3 separate regions of the Homo sapiens genome follow, and regions 1 and 3 are each linked to region 2. Evidence: chromatin loops called from intact Hi-C (ENCODE). Cell type or tissue: dorsolateral prefrontal cortex. All regions are shown on one strand. Region 1 overlaps PRDM16 (PR/SET domain 16). Region 2 has its middle 74 kb from the start of TTC34. Region 3 overlaps LOC124903827 (translation initiation factor IF-2).

Region 1 (5,000 bases), 410 kb after region 2:
CTGAGACGCCCACCCCAGCCATGGTCATTTAGAAATAAGTAGGTGTCCACTATATGAAATCGAAATAGGGATCATTCCTGTGCCTGCCAATAAAACACCAATCTCCTTGAGAGAAGCAGCCTTGAAACTTATCAGTCATTCACAACTTAGCATGATCAGATTGATGAGCTATGATCAGATTGATTGATTAGCTATGATCGGTTTGATGTGCTCTGATTGGGTTCACTGATGAGCTATGGTTAGATTCATTGATGAGTTATGACCAGATTGATTGATGAGCTATGATCAGACTGATGTTCTGTGATCAGGTTCATTGATGAGCTATGGTTGGATTCATTGACGAGCTATGACCAGATTGATTGACTAGCTATGATCGGTTTGATGTGCTCTGATTGGGTTCATTGATGAGCTATGGTTGGATTCACAGATTAGCTATGGCCGGATTGATTGATGAGCTATGGTCCGATCGATGAGTTGCTTTCAGGAAACCAGGGATAAGGAGCAGGCAGACGCCATCCCTGTACCAGGGGGTGCAGGGTGCTCAGGGAGACTGGAGCCCCAGTCTGCCTGGAGCTGGCATGAGGCCAAGGTGGGCGCCCGCAGCCCTGGATGTGGAGGGGTGTTCTAGAAGGAGTGCTGGCCTGCAGGAAAGGCCTTGGGCTGCAGTCAGGTCAGCCATGAACCCTTCAGTCAAACATGTGACCTGAACTGAGAACCCCAGGTCCAGCCTCTAGGTATGGGACGCCAGCTCTCTCCTTACCACCGAAGCAGCTTTGGGCTTGCACATGAAAAGCTTCCGAACCTTGACTCCCTTCACAGGCCTGAGCAGTGAGTTCCCAGAATGTTCTAGAAGAGGCATGTGCTCAGGGAGGCCATGCTTCAGTGTGCAGACGTTTCCCCAGAGAGGTCAGCAGGTGCCGGGCACCAGCCCTTCCCCAGACACAGGCTGGCCCTGCCAGCTGGCTTAGCAGGGCGCTGCCTGTGTGTGGAGTGGGGGCTCTGGGCTCCTTGCTTGGCCCCCACAGGTCCTCGACCCAGAGACCTTGTCCCCCCACTGTCGGGCTTAGGACAGGCCAGGGTCACCCTCAGCAGAACCTGGGGCCAGCGCCGCAGGGCCCCCTGGTTTGGAAAGCCTGTTCCTCAGCTCTGTCCCAGCGGGCACTTAGCTGAGGATACCCCTGATGCTGCTCCATGCACACCTCTCACCACGATTCAATCCACCTGAGGATGGTCACCTTCTCAGGGAAATGGGGAAAGACTTATTGCCAAGGTCACTGAAGCCTTCCTGGTCTTGGTGTCTGGAAAAAACTCGCCAAGAGAGCAGGCATCTCCCGAGACCCAGGAATCAGCATGGCCACCAGAGCTGGTCACTGCCACTCCGAAGCTCCTCAGGCAGCTTCCTTTCTCCCTAGGGAGGAGACACTGTTGTCCGTCTGAAGCCTGGCGAACGTGGGACACAGGAGGCAGCCGTGGCCGGAGGGGCACGAGGGTGGTGGGCAGCCAGCGCTAGCCCAAGCTCCCGGGGTCACTCCAAGGAGTAGTGAGGGCTCCCCTGCAGGTGCAGTGAGAGGCGTGGTAGTATTAGGGCGGTTAGAGGAGGGGCGTCTCCCTTCCCTTCCTTCTGAGTTTTCTTTGACACTGTCATCTTTCAGTGCAGAGTCAATGCTGCAGAAGGCTCCCTGTGAGACAGGCGAGGCTGTGAGGCCGGGTGGGAGGCAGCGCTTCCCGAGCAGGTGCGGGGTGCGTCTTCACTCTGCCCCTCCCGACACTTGGTTTTGGAGGGGTCTGACCCAGTGGCCGGGCTCATGGGTGGGAACTGGCCAGCCAGCCCCTCGTCACCTTCCCTCCTGCTTGGGCTCCACAGCATATCCCAGGCACAGCTGCCCATTAGAGGCGGGGCTGTCCCTGCAATGGAGGTGCCAGGGAATGTCTGTCCAGGCCTTGGCCAGGGCCCGGGGTGGCTGCAAATGGCCTTAGGCCAATGAAGGACACAGCTGCCCCCCAACCTTGTTCATTCTCCAATGCCCCTCCCTCTGTCCCTCTCTCCCTCCCTCCCTCCTGCAGCCAGACCCTGGAGGTGGGCTCCATGGCATAGGACAGCCCCAGGCAGACCCAACTCACCCACTCCCCAGAGTGGAAAGAACAGCCTCTGCCCCACACTGCGCGGTGCCCCTAGGTCCACAGCAGAGACAGACACACAGAAGAGAGGGGACGGACAGCGAAGGGTTACGGGGACCAGACCTCAAGGTCAGAGGAAGAGAGAGGGGACGGTCAGCAAAGGGTTACGGGGACCAGACCTCAAGGTCAGAGGAAGAGACAGGGGGTGGTCAGCGAAGGGTTATGGGGACCAGACCTCAAGGTCAGAGGAAGAGAGACGGGGCGGTCAGCGAAGGGTTATGGGGACCAGACCTCAAGGTCAAAGGAAGAGTATATTTCCCGCCTGCTTCCCCCAGCATCTTCCAGCAAAGCCGGCTGGTGGTGTTGCGGCCACACAGCCTCCCCGACCAACATCCAAGCCTGCAAAGCTAAGAGGTTAGGATCTGCAGGAGCCCAGGTGCCTCCGCGGGAGGAATGTGGCTCAGATTCGGGGGACCGGTGCGCGGTGTGTCCAGGAGACGCAGGCACATCGCAGGGTTGGAAGTGCGCTGGGGGCCTGGCCTGTGGTCCTGGCTGGGATGCCGCCATCCTAGGGTAGCGGGCCTGGGGGGGCCTGGAGCTGGGGGCCATCCTCCCATGGCCTGGGCCTGGGGCAGGGGCTGCTGCCCGCCACCCGCCACCCGTAGCCCGCCCGGGAAGCTGGGGTGGAGGCGCCCTCTATCGCCTGCCTGGGGGACATCTCGCCAAAGCACACCGGTTTGCAAAGGCAAACCGACATTAAGCGTCCCAGGTTCCCCAGACATTATCTGCCTTTTGGGAACCTTTAAAATAAAGAGTCAAACGTTTTCGGCCCCTGTCTGGCTTTTTATGTAAACTGAGTGGTTCCTGGAGTGTGTTTTTTAAAGTGTTAAGATGGCAGTATTTATCTGGAGGGGGAGGGAGGAAGAGCCAGGTGGGCGTTCTCCTATTAGGCCAGAATTTTCAGAGAAAACCAGTGTAAGGCGTGGCCAAAATGATGAGTTTGTTTCCCGGTGGCCTAGGAGTCTGTCCAGAGCAAAGCAACTGCCAGGTGGGCTTCTCCTGGCACTGTCGCCGTGAAGCCTTCGGGAGCCAGGACCTGCCAGCAGCCAGAGTTCAGCCCTGCAGGGAAAGGGGCGGCCAGGGGGAGCCCCACACCCTGAGAACGTGGGAGTGCGGTCTTGATACAGATCATCTTCAGATAGACTCTGTGGCCTTATGATGGGGAATCTGAGGGTTCATTCTCAGCCAGAGAGGAGGATAAGGGGTGTTGCTTCTAGAAACGGCCATGCGTCTTGGGGGCTTCACGGAGCACCTGTGAGCCTGGGGTGGCCAAGCCTGGGAAACCCAGCGTGGTCCCGCCCAGGCCAGGGCAGAGCAGAGAAGGGTCAGAGCTGGAGGCCGGGCTGAGGAGTCTGCAGCCGCCAGGGCAGCTTCCGAGCTTGGTGCACCTACTCACCACGCTGGCCCTTCCTGGGCTGTAAGCCCTGAGTGACCTGCTCCCCTCTGGGCCCGGGCTTTCGGAGGCGAATGTTGGTAGGTTTCTCTGGCCGGTATAGCCCTTGAGCATGGAACGCTTCACCTGGTGCCCTGGACGGGGTGCAAGGGAGGCAGGCTGGCACTCTCTGGCCCCCCCAAGTTCTGGGCCAGCCCCCAGCATTTCCTGCTGAGAGTCCCAAGGTCCTTGGTGAGGTTTTCAGAGCCCACTGGGCAAACCTAGGGTGAGGTGGGCTGTGTGGACTGCAGCCAGGAGCAAAGTCTGGCCTGGGGCACCCCAGCCCTCTGGCCCCAGCCCCGTGGAGGCCCCTGCCTCTCCCCTCCAGCTGGCCACCTGGGCGTTCTGATTACCTCTCCAGGTGTGGCTGGGAAAGCAGCTCTGCCCTCTGCCCTCACCCCATTGTTCCCCAGGCTCTGCCTTTCAGGTCGTTTTACGTTTTCACCTGATCCCTGTGATGCTGCAAAGCATTCCCAGGCCACTGAGCAGCCCTGCCACAGCCGCTGTGTCGCCCCCACTCACAAATCTCGGGACGGACATGTCCCCTGCCTTCCTGGGAGCAGGCATGCTCCCAGGAAGCTGTGACATGCTCGCTCGGGAGCTTGGAGCTGTGACATGCTCGCTCGGGCTTCTTCGCTCACACCCGCGACATCCACATTGGCCGTGGTCATAGCCAGCCTGAGCCCAGGGCGTGCTTGAGCCCCTCCGTCTCTGGTCCCTGGACGGCCAAGGTCAGTTTCCTCCCCCTGGAAATGGCTAGATGAAGGTCTGCTTCTCCAGATGCCAGCCTTGCTCCCAGGCCATGGCAGAGGAAAGCCCCCCCACCACCGGACACCTGGCATGTCCACCTGGGGAAAGGGCACTGGCCCTCTCTGGCAAGAGCTTCTCAGACCCCAGGGTAGGTGGACTTTGTGGTTTTCATCTCTGCCGAGCGTGGAGCCCAATCAAAGATCCAGGCTCCGCTGACGAGAAAACCCAGAAAGCCCCTGCGGCGTGACACAAGGAAAAATAAATATCAAAAGAACATTTGACGAGCTCAATAAATTGATCATATTGTGCTGAACCTTCACCCCCATAACTATGGGACCATTTAAATGCTAATGCCATTTTTTAAAAAGTCAATTACAGGAGTTTGCAAGGAATGGAGTCAGCATTCCCCACGACAGCCTCTCCTCCTCCAGCTCCCTCTCCTCATCCACAGGCACTGGGGCCTTTGCTCCCCTGAAGGAAATGTTCCCTCACAGTGGTCCCAGTAATTGAATCAAGTTGATACAGACACCAGGAATATTGCAAGTTGTGTGGGTAATGGGAAGCACGTGTTGATAAAGTGGTCAGTGTTTGCGGACCAAGGGGGGCCGCAACTGCAGTTAACCCTTCAGAGAGCACAGCG
Region 2 (5,000 bases):
TGCGGCTCCACCAGACCCTCCTCCTCTCTGAGTCCCTGGATGGATCCCGGGGGGTTTCCGAATTCTCCCCTGGGTGAGTCGACCCCTTCCACTTGCCCTCTGAGGCTGTCCGGGCCTGGAAGACAGAGACGGCCACTCCTCAGGTCCCCCCAGCCTCCGCCCAGGCCTGGGACAGGCAGCCACTGGGGAGAGAGGTGAGACTGTGATGGCTCACGGGCAGCTACTGGGCAAAACCACGACGATGGCAATGATGGCAACAATGGTGATGATGGTGACGGTGACAGGAATTGCTCCCCTGGGGTGCCCGCAGTGGCCCCGCACCTGCCTCTCCCTGTTTAATCCTGTAGTGGCTGCTGGACATGGGTTCTCTCTCCTCATCCTATGGTCTCAGACAAGGACGCAGAGGTGTTGGGAGGCACTGCTGTCTGTCCAGCCTGCCTCTGGAAAGTCTAGCTGGAGGCGGTGCCGGAAGGTTGGGCAGGGGTAGCCGTGGGGCAGAAGGAGGCCTGGTGAAAACACAAAATGTGAACAGCAAGGTGGCTTCAGCGCATGGGTTTGCTTAAGTCTCAGAGTCAGGAGCGGCCAGCCAGGGCAGGCAGGGGCCCATCCCAGCATTACCTGGCCTCCCTGAGTGGCTTGGTTGGGGGGCAACCATGGCTCTGAGCTGGGGTGATGCAGGATTGGGGGTCTGTGTGGAAAGGGGGCACCCGATGCTCGTTAAACGAAGCCTTCCTCATGCGACAGAGGCAGCGGCACGTTTCACCCAATGCTATTATTAAAAATGCAACCAGTGCTTTTGTATGGAGAACAACCCACCTGCTGGTCAGCCTTTGCCCCACACCCTCTGGCAGAAGCATAGTCTGTGCCAGGAACTAGGGAGGGCTGGGAGTGACGGCGGTGAGGTCCTGAAGAAAATAAAAGGGAAAAACACAGGTCCTGTCCCAGAATATCTTGGAGTAGGAAGGAGGGGCCAGGGTTGAAGGGCTGTTAAGCCAGGAGGACTTCTTGGAAGAGGCGGTATTTCACTCAAGAGCAGTCTAGCATTTCCCTCCTACCGTCTCAGGTGTAATTTCCTTTCACTGGGAAATATAAAACCCCAACGTAAGGCAGGCGGACCCTTCTCTACCCTGGTGGGCAAAATTCAGAGGGGTCTAGGGGAGGATGGTCAGCCCCCAGGTCAGAGTCTACAGGACACGGCCCCTGTGGGTGTGCATGTGAGCCATGTGGGTGCTGGGTGGGGCAGAGAGAGGCCCGGGGCACTTAGTTCTCTGTTGGGTGACGTCATGGTTTCAGCTCTGCCAGCTGGGCTTGGAGTGGCCAGTGGGCTGCAGGCATCAGCTGGCCGACGTCTGCGTCCTGCAGACACAACATTAGAGAGAGGGGGAAGGGGGAGTTCTGGCACTTCAGAGACCCCCGAGGACTCTCTATCACTCCTGTTTGCAGGGTGGAGGGGAAGGGCTGGCCTTGCAGGAAGCCTGGGGGAGGGTGCGTCCGGCTGGCTCTGCCAGATCGTCCCTGGCTGGGCCACCCAGGCAGGACGGCACCTCCCGGGCCAGCTGGCTCCTGTCCATCCTCGGTTTCCCTCCCTCCGCCCCACATCATGGCGCAGAAAGTGGGGCAGGCGCTGGGCTCTGTGGTGCTGTGTCTGGGGTGAAGACCCTCTAGAAGGAGGGGCAGGGTGGGGCTCACGGGGCTCCTGTCACCCAGCCCCACCCGTGACCCACACAGACGCATGGCAGATCTCACAAAAGGTGACTCCACAGGCTTTGGACCAAATCCCAAATTTGCTTCCAAGAGCCTCTGTTGATAGAGCCGGGCTCCTCTCTGGGGTCGGTCAGGCCTCCATACACCTCGAGAGTTTACAACTCTATCGCTAAATCGAAAGTTGGCCTTGGTTTTAATTCCAAGGGCAAACCACATACTGTGGGGGGAATCCCGGGAATGCGTTTTAGGGCGATTGCCAGCGAATGTGTTTCCAGGGCTCCCCACCCCTAGAGACGGCCTGGGTGGGTCCAGGAGCCCCTGGAGGATGGGCTTTCTAGAACTCTCCGCCCCAAGGTGTTCCGGCAGGTTCCCTCACACCAGTGCTTGTCACCTCTGTGCAGCCGTGTGGGTTATGGGTTGGCATCTGTCTCGTAGCTGCAGCTTTTGGGGGCTTTTGCAGGACCCAAGACCCTGCTTCCTCTTTCTGTTTGAATGGAGCCGCCTGGTGGCCTGGCCTGGGGTGCTCTTGGTCCTGTGGTCTGGAGGACGAGGGGCTCCTTGAGGCCTGGGGTCCCATCCATAGGATGATGTCACAAACCCACTCCCGTTTCCCGGTGTGGGGCCGGGCCCCAGGTTAGCGTGCTCAGCTGAGGAGGGGCCAAGGAAGCTCAGGAGCCCCATCAGCCTCTCTTAGGTCTTCCCCGCTTTCTGGGCCTCCCAGTGGGTCCTGGACACTGTATCAGTGCTCTGTGCTGGACTCCTCTCTCCCCGGGGCTCTCCAGGCACTCTTCCAGCTGCCGTGGGCAGGGGTGGCCGCTGGGAGACAGAACGTGGCCACAGAGGCCTGGGCTGAGTGGCTAGCCTGGCCTGGAAGCCGAGGGTGCCCTGGCCCCTGCCCTGCTCCGGGCCCCGCTCATGGGAAGGGTCCTCAGACCCTCGCACCCCGCAGGAATCTGCTGCATCCGCAGAGGGAGTTGGGCCCGGTGCCGCCTGGCCGGCCAGTAGGTGGTGTCTCTGGCCTGCTTTCCAGCGCCTGGCCTGCCTTTCCCGCTCGCTGGCCTGCCGGCGGCCGCCCGCACCTCCGCGCAAGCTGGCCACATCTGGAAATGTTTGATTTGATATAGTGTCGCTTTACATTGCAGAAATGAGCGTAAGCGGTTTTTTAACCCACCGAGTGAGAAATGCGATCTGGGTTTTACTGCCGACCCTTTAAATAAAAAACAGATCACTTATTAAACCATTATCTATCAAGGATGGGGGGTGGGTGTCGAGAGTGGACGGGGATCCGGCGCAGATGGAAGGGATGCGGCCTCTGTCTCTTGGCTGATGGAAGGGTTGGGGGCCCGGGCCGCTGGCATGTCACTCCCAGGGGATGAGGGAGGGAACCAGGTGCCCACCGCCTGTCCCATCCACCCTGTGCCAGCTGCTGCCAGTGGAGAGGCGACACTTTCCTTGCTGGAGGAAGGGCTTAAGGCTCACTGGCCTGGCTGCTCACCGGCCCTGAAACGGAGGCTCCCCATCAGAGTGGGAGGGGAGAACTGCAGGGGCTGACCAGGCCACGGTTGCTGGTCCCAGGGCAGGGGTCCCCAAAGCCACAGGAGAAGGCATGGACCTGGCTGTGCTCAGGGGCTCCTTGGCATCCCTCTCCTCAGAGTCCTCTCTCCCTTGACCTTGGCTTTTGAACAGAGCTGGGTTCCCAGTTCAGGACCTTTAACTCCGTCAGCCACCCCTGGGCTCGTCTTTCAAGGAGGGTTCCGGGGTTTCAAAGGTGCCTCACATGACCCTGCCACGTGGTGACTCAGTGGAGGGGCCGTCCCAGGGGTGCTGGGCTGAAGTGGGCCACATGCTTTGTCTCTGGCCACGGCCTCGTGTGTGGGTTGTGCGGATGGGCCTGTCGGTGACCAGCACTTGGTCCAGGGGCCTGGGGCCCTTCCCGGGGTTGTAGACACATTTCTACAGCTGTGGGCCGGGCGCCGCTCCACCGGCTGGCACGAGCCTCTGCTGCCCACTCTGTGCCTGGTTCCTGGCCTGCTGGGAACAGGAGGAGCTCCGGGAGCGTGGAAGGTGACCAGTCCCCACCCGCATGGGCGTTTGAACTGTTCTGTGCTTTGAGTCGGGAGCCTCCTTGGAGTGGGGTTCAGTCAATGCTGCCCTATTCCTGCAGTATTTTTGGTAAGTGACTCCCTTCCGCTCTGTGGACATGCCTTTGGTAAGCTGACCAGAGTCCTCCTGGCGTTCCTCCACCTGGACACACCGCAGACGCACCCTGTCCGGTGTGAGCAGTACCCGTTCCTCAGCCGTGGAGCCCCTTCCTCCATCCTCCGAGAAGCTGGGGGCTGGTGTGACCCCAGGGGTTTCCCGAGCTGGTACCAGAGATGGTGTTGAGAAGATGGTCAGGCTGACCAGGCCCAGGCACAGAGGCAGAGTGACCTGGGGCAGGCGGCGTTGGGGACCGTCAGGAGGACAGAGGCGGAGTGGCCTGGAGCAGGCGGCGTTGGGGACCGTCAGGAGGACAGAGGCGGAGTGGACATGAGAGGATAGCATCCCGGGACACGGGTGAAGGAGGTGCCATGCTGATGGTGACCAGGCAAAGCCAGGGGCCAGGTTCTGAGGACAGAACCACAGGTTACGCGGCGTGAACAGAGCTCAGGAGGATGGGTGGTGGGTGCCTGCTGAGCTAGCTGGGAACTGGGCCTGGGGCCGGCTCTGCCGCAATTCCACGGGAATCTGCAAATCCCCAGGCCTCATTGCAGGTTCTGTGGCCTGTCGTGAGACAGAGGGAGGCACGTGACCATGTAGACCCACTGGGCCTCGAGACCTCTGGGCTGGGCACTGCCTGGGCAGGAATGGGGTTCACGGAGAGCTCCCACCTCCAGGGCTGGCAGGGAACAGGGTGTGTGGCTCCCCAGGAGGGTTGGCTGCCACCATCTTTGCCCTCGTCACTCAACAACCCTTGGTGGGGTGCAGAGACCTGAGCTTGGGGGAGTCTCAGAGACACAGACAGAGCCAGCACTGGTCATCTAATGTCTGGGGACAGCTCCTGGCAGCCGGGCCCATCTGCGTCACCCACCTTCTCTGGGCAGGGCAGGCTGGCCCTGGCTGCTGGCTGTTGTGGGGGTGGGCCAGGGGTGGCCAACGGATGGGTCTCAGGAGACCAGTGAGGGGTGGGCTGTCCAGGAAAGGAGGTGGGCCGAGCGGACAGAGAGGACCCTGGTAGTGGAGCGGAGGCACGCAGAGTGGGGAGGCGGGGTGAGGTCCTTTCGGGGCAGCCGTCCTGGGGCTGGTTTCTGTCATGT
Region 3 (5,000 bases), 190 kb after region 2:
GGGGAGGGGTATTTGGCCCTTCCATCCTCTAAAATGAAAATTACCCTCTGCCACAACGTGCCACGAACAATTACCTGCTGTTTATTAATTAACCTCTTTTAAAAGCACCGCATTTCTGCAAGAAACTGGTATTTCTCTAATGTGAAAACTGGCTTATTCGTGTTTATTGGAACCACTATGTCCCATGTGGTCCAGGCTTAGTGCACACTTAACTGACATGCATTTTTTTTAATGGCACATTTGATGATTGGAAATACCTTCCTAGAAGAAGCCCAGACACTCAGCACGACTTGCTTGGCGTATTAGTTCTAAACTGAGTCCCCAAAGACCCTGGCTGGAGCATGCGACCTCTCCCTGACCGCAGCAGCCACAGCACAGCCCTGGAGAGCTGCTCCAAGAGTGGGTGCTGGGAAGGAACGGGGCTCAGGACTTACCAGTGAGAGGCGACTCAGGAAATACAGACTCCAGTGGCTGAGTCTTTCTGGACCCTGGCAAAAAAGTGTATTGGTCATTGCCAGAAGGACACGGGTGACCAAGAGGCCAGAGCGCCCTCTGGGTGGCATGACTGTAGTGGGGCTTTCGTGGTGCTCACACTCCCAGCACCAGAAGAGCCCCAGGAAAGGGTCCCAGGCAGGGATCTCTCTGCAGAGGCACCTCTGCCACCCTGCACACCCCGGAGAGCGCCATCCCTGCAGTGTAAGTCACCTGGGGCTTTGTGGTCAGGGTGCTCTTCCTCTGAGTCCTGCTTCTGCCTCTAAGGACAGGTCCTGGCCTAGGTTGCTCAAGCCTCTGAGCATCAGTTTTCCCATCTGTAAGGTGGGCACAATCACAGCACCCACAACAGGACTGGGAAGGCCACACAGCCCCCAGTTGCAACCCAGGGGTGGGAAGTGAGCAGCACAATGCCCAGCACCCTGCCTGGTACAGCACCCAGGCCAGGGAGCCTGTGGGTGGACCAGCTTCTCTCCTAGAACTCTCGCTCTGCCATGGTCCCTGCCCCCGCCCCCCATCCTGCTGGGGACCCCTGAACAAGCCAGCTTCCTTTTCCAAACACAGTGCAAGGGGCCTGGGCAGCTGCTCACTGCTGTGTCCTCGTCACATGGTGCTAGCATTGGCTTACTGAACATAGGACGGCCCTCTGAGACCTGATGGATTATAGAGGTTACAGAGGGGTGGCTCGGCCTCAGACACTCAGCACAGTCCCTGCCCCAGGCTGCTGCCTCCACACCACAGCGTCCTGCAAGGTGGCCCTCATCTCCCTGGGTCTTCCCCTGGGCTGAAACTGCCTGTGGAAACCCCAGGGAAACCTACTGGTTCAGCTCTTCAGTCATTCAGCTGTGACTCATCCATTCTTTCACTGAGGACACAGCACAGCCCAGCCTTGGGCCAGGTGCTGGAGCTTCGGGTAAAATGCCTTGGAAGCTCCAGGTCTGATGGAGCAGACACCCTCCTGTAGATCTGATGGAGGAGATACCCTTCTGTTTAACTCATACCATAGACTCGAAGCTCCAGGAGCACGGAGCCTTGCAGCGCCTCCTGCATGAGGAAAGGAAGGAATGAGTGAACGGAAGGGAAGCGCGGACTTCAGTTGCCAGGAGACCAGCTGGCCCCTAGACATCTCCACCCGACTGGCAGCACCAGGGCAGGACAAGGTCAGGAGGGCAGGGCTTGACTGGGAGCTAGGGGCCCCTGAGCCAGTTAAGGCCTTTGTGGATGAGTGGAGCAGGTGGCTCCTGGGGCACCTGTCCTCACGCCTGGCCCCAACTTGCCCTGTGTCCAGCCAGGAGGTGGTTACCTTCTAGGGCTCCAGCTCAGAGCCTCTGGGAGTAGTGCTGGGTTCTGGGAGAGGAAGTGCAAGAGGGCAGGCAGGAGGGAGAAGGGCTCCCTGCCTCTCCAACAACCTGCAGGGCTCCAGGAACTGCAAGCCACTCATCGGGGTGCAGCTGCCCCACCACAGGGCCAGGCTCTGCCGCCACCGTTCTACCTTGGGAAATTGGACTCCCAGGAAGCTGGAGGGGCTGCCCGAGGGTCCCAGGAGACAGGAGGCAGAAGCTGAGCTTGAGTTCCTCCTGTCTCCCCACTCCCCCAGCTGTCTATGGGCCCTGGGGTCCCAGCACTGAAGGGTGGAGAGGGGAGGGAGGCTGACGGTGTGGGAGGGGTGGGTCACTGTTTCACCTCAGTAGAAGCCCTCCCCTCTTCCCTTGTGCAGCCTACGGGAGCTGCCCTGGGTGTTCCCCTTGTAATTCCACTGAAGTCATGGGGGAGGGGCTGCTGAAGGCTGGACCTGCCCTCTTCACCCCAGTCCCCAGGGCAGGCCCCACCTAGGTCCTCAAAGAGGTGACCTGTGGGGGCTGCAGGGGGCACTATTCTGCACACAGGGGTGTTCCTGCCACTCAGGCCCCTGCTTTGATGAGGAGGCCCAGGGACCCAAAGTGTGGGGGTGAGGGCGCCCCACAGCACGGCACCCGTGAGGGGACTGGAGTTCTTGAGTTACCTGTGCCTGGCTGCTCTCTCCAGCCCCCGGGGCATGGGCGCCGGTGTACTGGCGGCGGCGGGGGAGCAGGCAGCTCTTTCCCAGGAGGACGCCCGAGTGATTCCATCACCTTCGGGTCACTCTACAGAACTGGTCATTTTTTCCCTGCCTGGGGCGATCCTGGTCTCTGCTCTATTCTTGCCGGCTCTTTGAGCCGTGTCTCGACTGCCACCACCACTGCGATTATTGGTTTAGTAGAAAGCAAAGCTCGCAGGGATAGACCCTTGGGTGTCCCTATGGACACCCCACTCCCCTCGGGTCCTTCCCCGTAAGTCCTGCCCCAGGAGGTGGGAGGCCCAGAGGTGAGAAGGTCTGCTCAGACCATGGCCCCCTGCTTCCCACACCCCACCTCCTCCGTCTACACCTAGAATGGTAGTTTGTGCCGGATCCCGAAGCCTCAGCTCCCCAGGCCATGCTGCGGGGCCCCGCCCAGATGTGTGGGAACGCGGCTGCCGCCGGTGCCAAAAGACCTACGTCCTCGGAAGTGGGTACGGGGATGGCGTATTCCCTCCCGCGAGGTTCGTTGTACCTAGGGGAGCCTGGGTCTCCAGTCCTCCCCCGACCCGCTTCCCCGGCAGGCCCTGTCCCCCACCCCCAGCAGCCAGAGCGCCCGGGCAGCCCCTGCCTTCTCCCCAGATCCCCTCCACACTCTGCAGGATTTGGGGTGCTGGGTGGTGTCATCTCAGGTTCGAGTCTGCGCGAAACCTCCGGGCTTCTGGAGACCCAAAGGGACCTGAGAGGAAAGCCCAGGGCGGGCCAGACTCTGCGGTGGGGGTGGGAGGAGGGAGACCCCAGGGGCGGCGGAGTCGGCCCTCGCCCCTCCTCCACCCAGCGGGCGAGGAGAGTTCCGGGAAGGCCGGGGGAGGGGGAGCGAGGGGAGGAGACAGGGACGGGCCGGGCCGCCTCCAGAGCCGCCGTGGGGCGCGCCCTGTCCCGCACGCCTCTGACCCCCGCTCAGCAAACGAGGCCCACGGGGTGGGCGGCCTTGGGCCTCCTCCTGGCAGCTTCCACCCAGCCATTCTCTCCAGCCAGCCCTGCAATAAACTCCCGGAGAAGCACAGGCGCGCCTGGTCCCATTTCACAGACGAGGAAACTGAGGCGTGGAAAAGAAACCCACCGCAGCTCCGTCTCCACGGTTTCACCTGCGGGGTATTAATCTCTCAGGATGAAAGGCAAAATTTGGTTTTGAAGCTAAGAGGGCCGGCAGTGGGGGGCAGGGCGCGCTGCGGAGAGACGGCAGGAGCGGGCTTTGCAAGCCGAGTCTGGATTCCGGCGCGAGCCGATTCCGGGAACTGGCTTGGTGACCCGGCCGCCGGCCCGTGTCCCGGGCTCTGGGCGTTTGGGGACACGGAAGGCGGGCTCCCACCTGGCGACTCCCGGAATGTGGCCGCCGGGCCCGGAAGGCTACGAGGCTCGCCATTTTCGTTGCTGCCAGGGCCCCGCCCGCGCGCGGCCGAATTGGGATCTGAAGGCAGCGGCAGCGTCTACGCAAGCAGCGTTCTGGAGCGTCGCTCTGCCACCTTCCCGCGCGCAGTTCCGCGCGAGCCGCAGGACGCGGGCGCTGTGGGTAACGAAGTTGCTCCCGGTGTGCGCAGACCGGCGGCCCCGGGGTTGCGGGCGGCAGGAGGGACCGCCACTCCACGGCTGCGGGCGCGCGTGAACACACGGCTGAAGGTCATAGGCAGCGCATCCAGGCAACAGCATTCGTTGGCGGATTTTTAAAGGTTCTTAGATCAAGAGGGAAAGCGTGTGAAACCGATTCCGTTTATTGCCCCCAGCGGCGGGGGAGCTCCCCGTTGCAGACACCCAGCGGCTCGGCCACTGCAGCGTCCTGGCCCAGTATGGGCCGCACACGAGTAGGAGTCGTTGGGGGCTTCCTGCACCTTCTCAGTGAGCCCGGTTGGGCCTGGATTCGGCTCCCTCCTGGGCCCAACGGGAGGAGATCAAGGGAGTTCAGGTTCACAGTCTCAATCTCTTAAAACAAAACAAAACAAAAAACTCCGGATTGGGCCCTCGAAGTGCCCATGGGGCATCCAGATACTCCCGACATCTGCGCAGGAGAGCTGGGCACCCTGGTGGGGACGCCAGGACACAAAGCCGGGCAGAGGGTCTCCACTGGGGTGGCCACGGCATCGTGCAAGCCGGTCCCCGGAAGCTGCCCATCTGCAAGGGACAAGGACCCTCTTGCAATCAAAATAAGTCAGTTTCCACACATCTGGGGTTTGTTCGAAATCAGCGACATGGCTCACATTCCTAGGAAGTCCACTCCTCCCAGCTACCCACTCTGGGACCAGGAATCGGGTATCGGCTTTGGGAGGCCCCCACCTTTGAGCAGTGCAGGGAATGGAACCTTGCCACCACTGGGCCACAACTGGGACCTGTGTCCTGTCCTCTCCAAGTATTCTGGGGCACAAGAAGGTTTCCCAGGCCTCGGGTGAGAAGAAGGTTCAAAGGGGCCCCGAAATAT

The links. Hi-C counts contacts between places; a loop is a spot of excess contacts. Peaks named below come from ENCODE experiments on the same cell type or tissue, not always from the same donor. Only the 100,000 strongest peaks of a DNase experiment are listed, where the experiment ranks them.
Region 1: it touches region 2 in a loop (3-fold over the local background); 6 of 110 quality-filtered maps call a loop at or near these places.
Region 3: it touches region 2 in a loop (2.7-fold over the local background); 4 of 110 quality-filtered maps call a loop at or near these places.

Annotation. Positions count from the first base shown.
Region 1 is chr1:3,281,343-3,286,342 of GRCh38, forward strand. The region is part of intron 3 of PRDM16 (PR/SET domain 16); the gene reads left to right. It overlaps LOC124903828 (collagen alpha-5(IV) chain-like), which reads left to right. Exons shown (of 2, transcript XM_047436627.1): 1 at 1-5,000. Among named protein-coding and RNA genes, the nearest start is that of MIR4251, 160 kb to the left of the region's middle. In dorsolateral prefrontal cortex, CTCF peaks have their summits at 2,807 and 3,007; a DNase peak (open chromatin) is centred at 2,789; H3K27ac peaks cover 252 bases; H3K27me3 peaks cover 3,897 bases.
Region 2 is chr1:2,873,405-2,878,404 of GRCh38, forward strand. No RefSeq gene overlaps it. Among named protein-coding and RNA genes, the nearest start is that of TTC34, 74 kb to the left of the region's middle. In dorsolateral prefrontal cortex, a CTCF peak has its summit at 2,723 (motif pointing right); a DNase peak (open chromatin) is centred at 2,707; H3K27me3 peaks cover 1,376 bases.
Region 3 is chr1:3,059,796-3,064,795 of GRCh38, forward strand. It overlaps LOC124903827 (translation initiation factor IF-2), which reads right to left. Exons shown (of 5, transcript XM_047436614.1): 4 at 1,312-1,536; 5 at 1-488. It overlaps PRDM16-DT (PRDM16 divergent transcript), which reads right to left. Exons shown (of 6, transcript NR_015440.1): 2 at 4,417-4,507; 3 at 1,312-4,260; 4 at 706-809; 5 at 435-488. Among named protein-coding and RNA genes, the nearest start is that of PRDM16-DT, 5.4 kb to the right of the region's middle. RefSeq lists an enhancer at 513-1,058. In dorsolateral prefrontal cortex, no CTCF peak of the experiment used is centred here; no DNase peak of the experiment used is centred here; H3K27ac peaks cover 269 bases; H3K27me3 peaks cover 3,374 bases.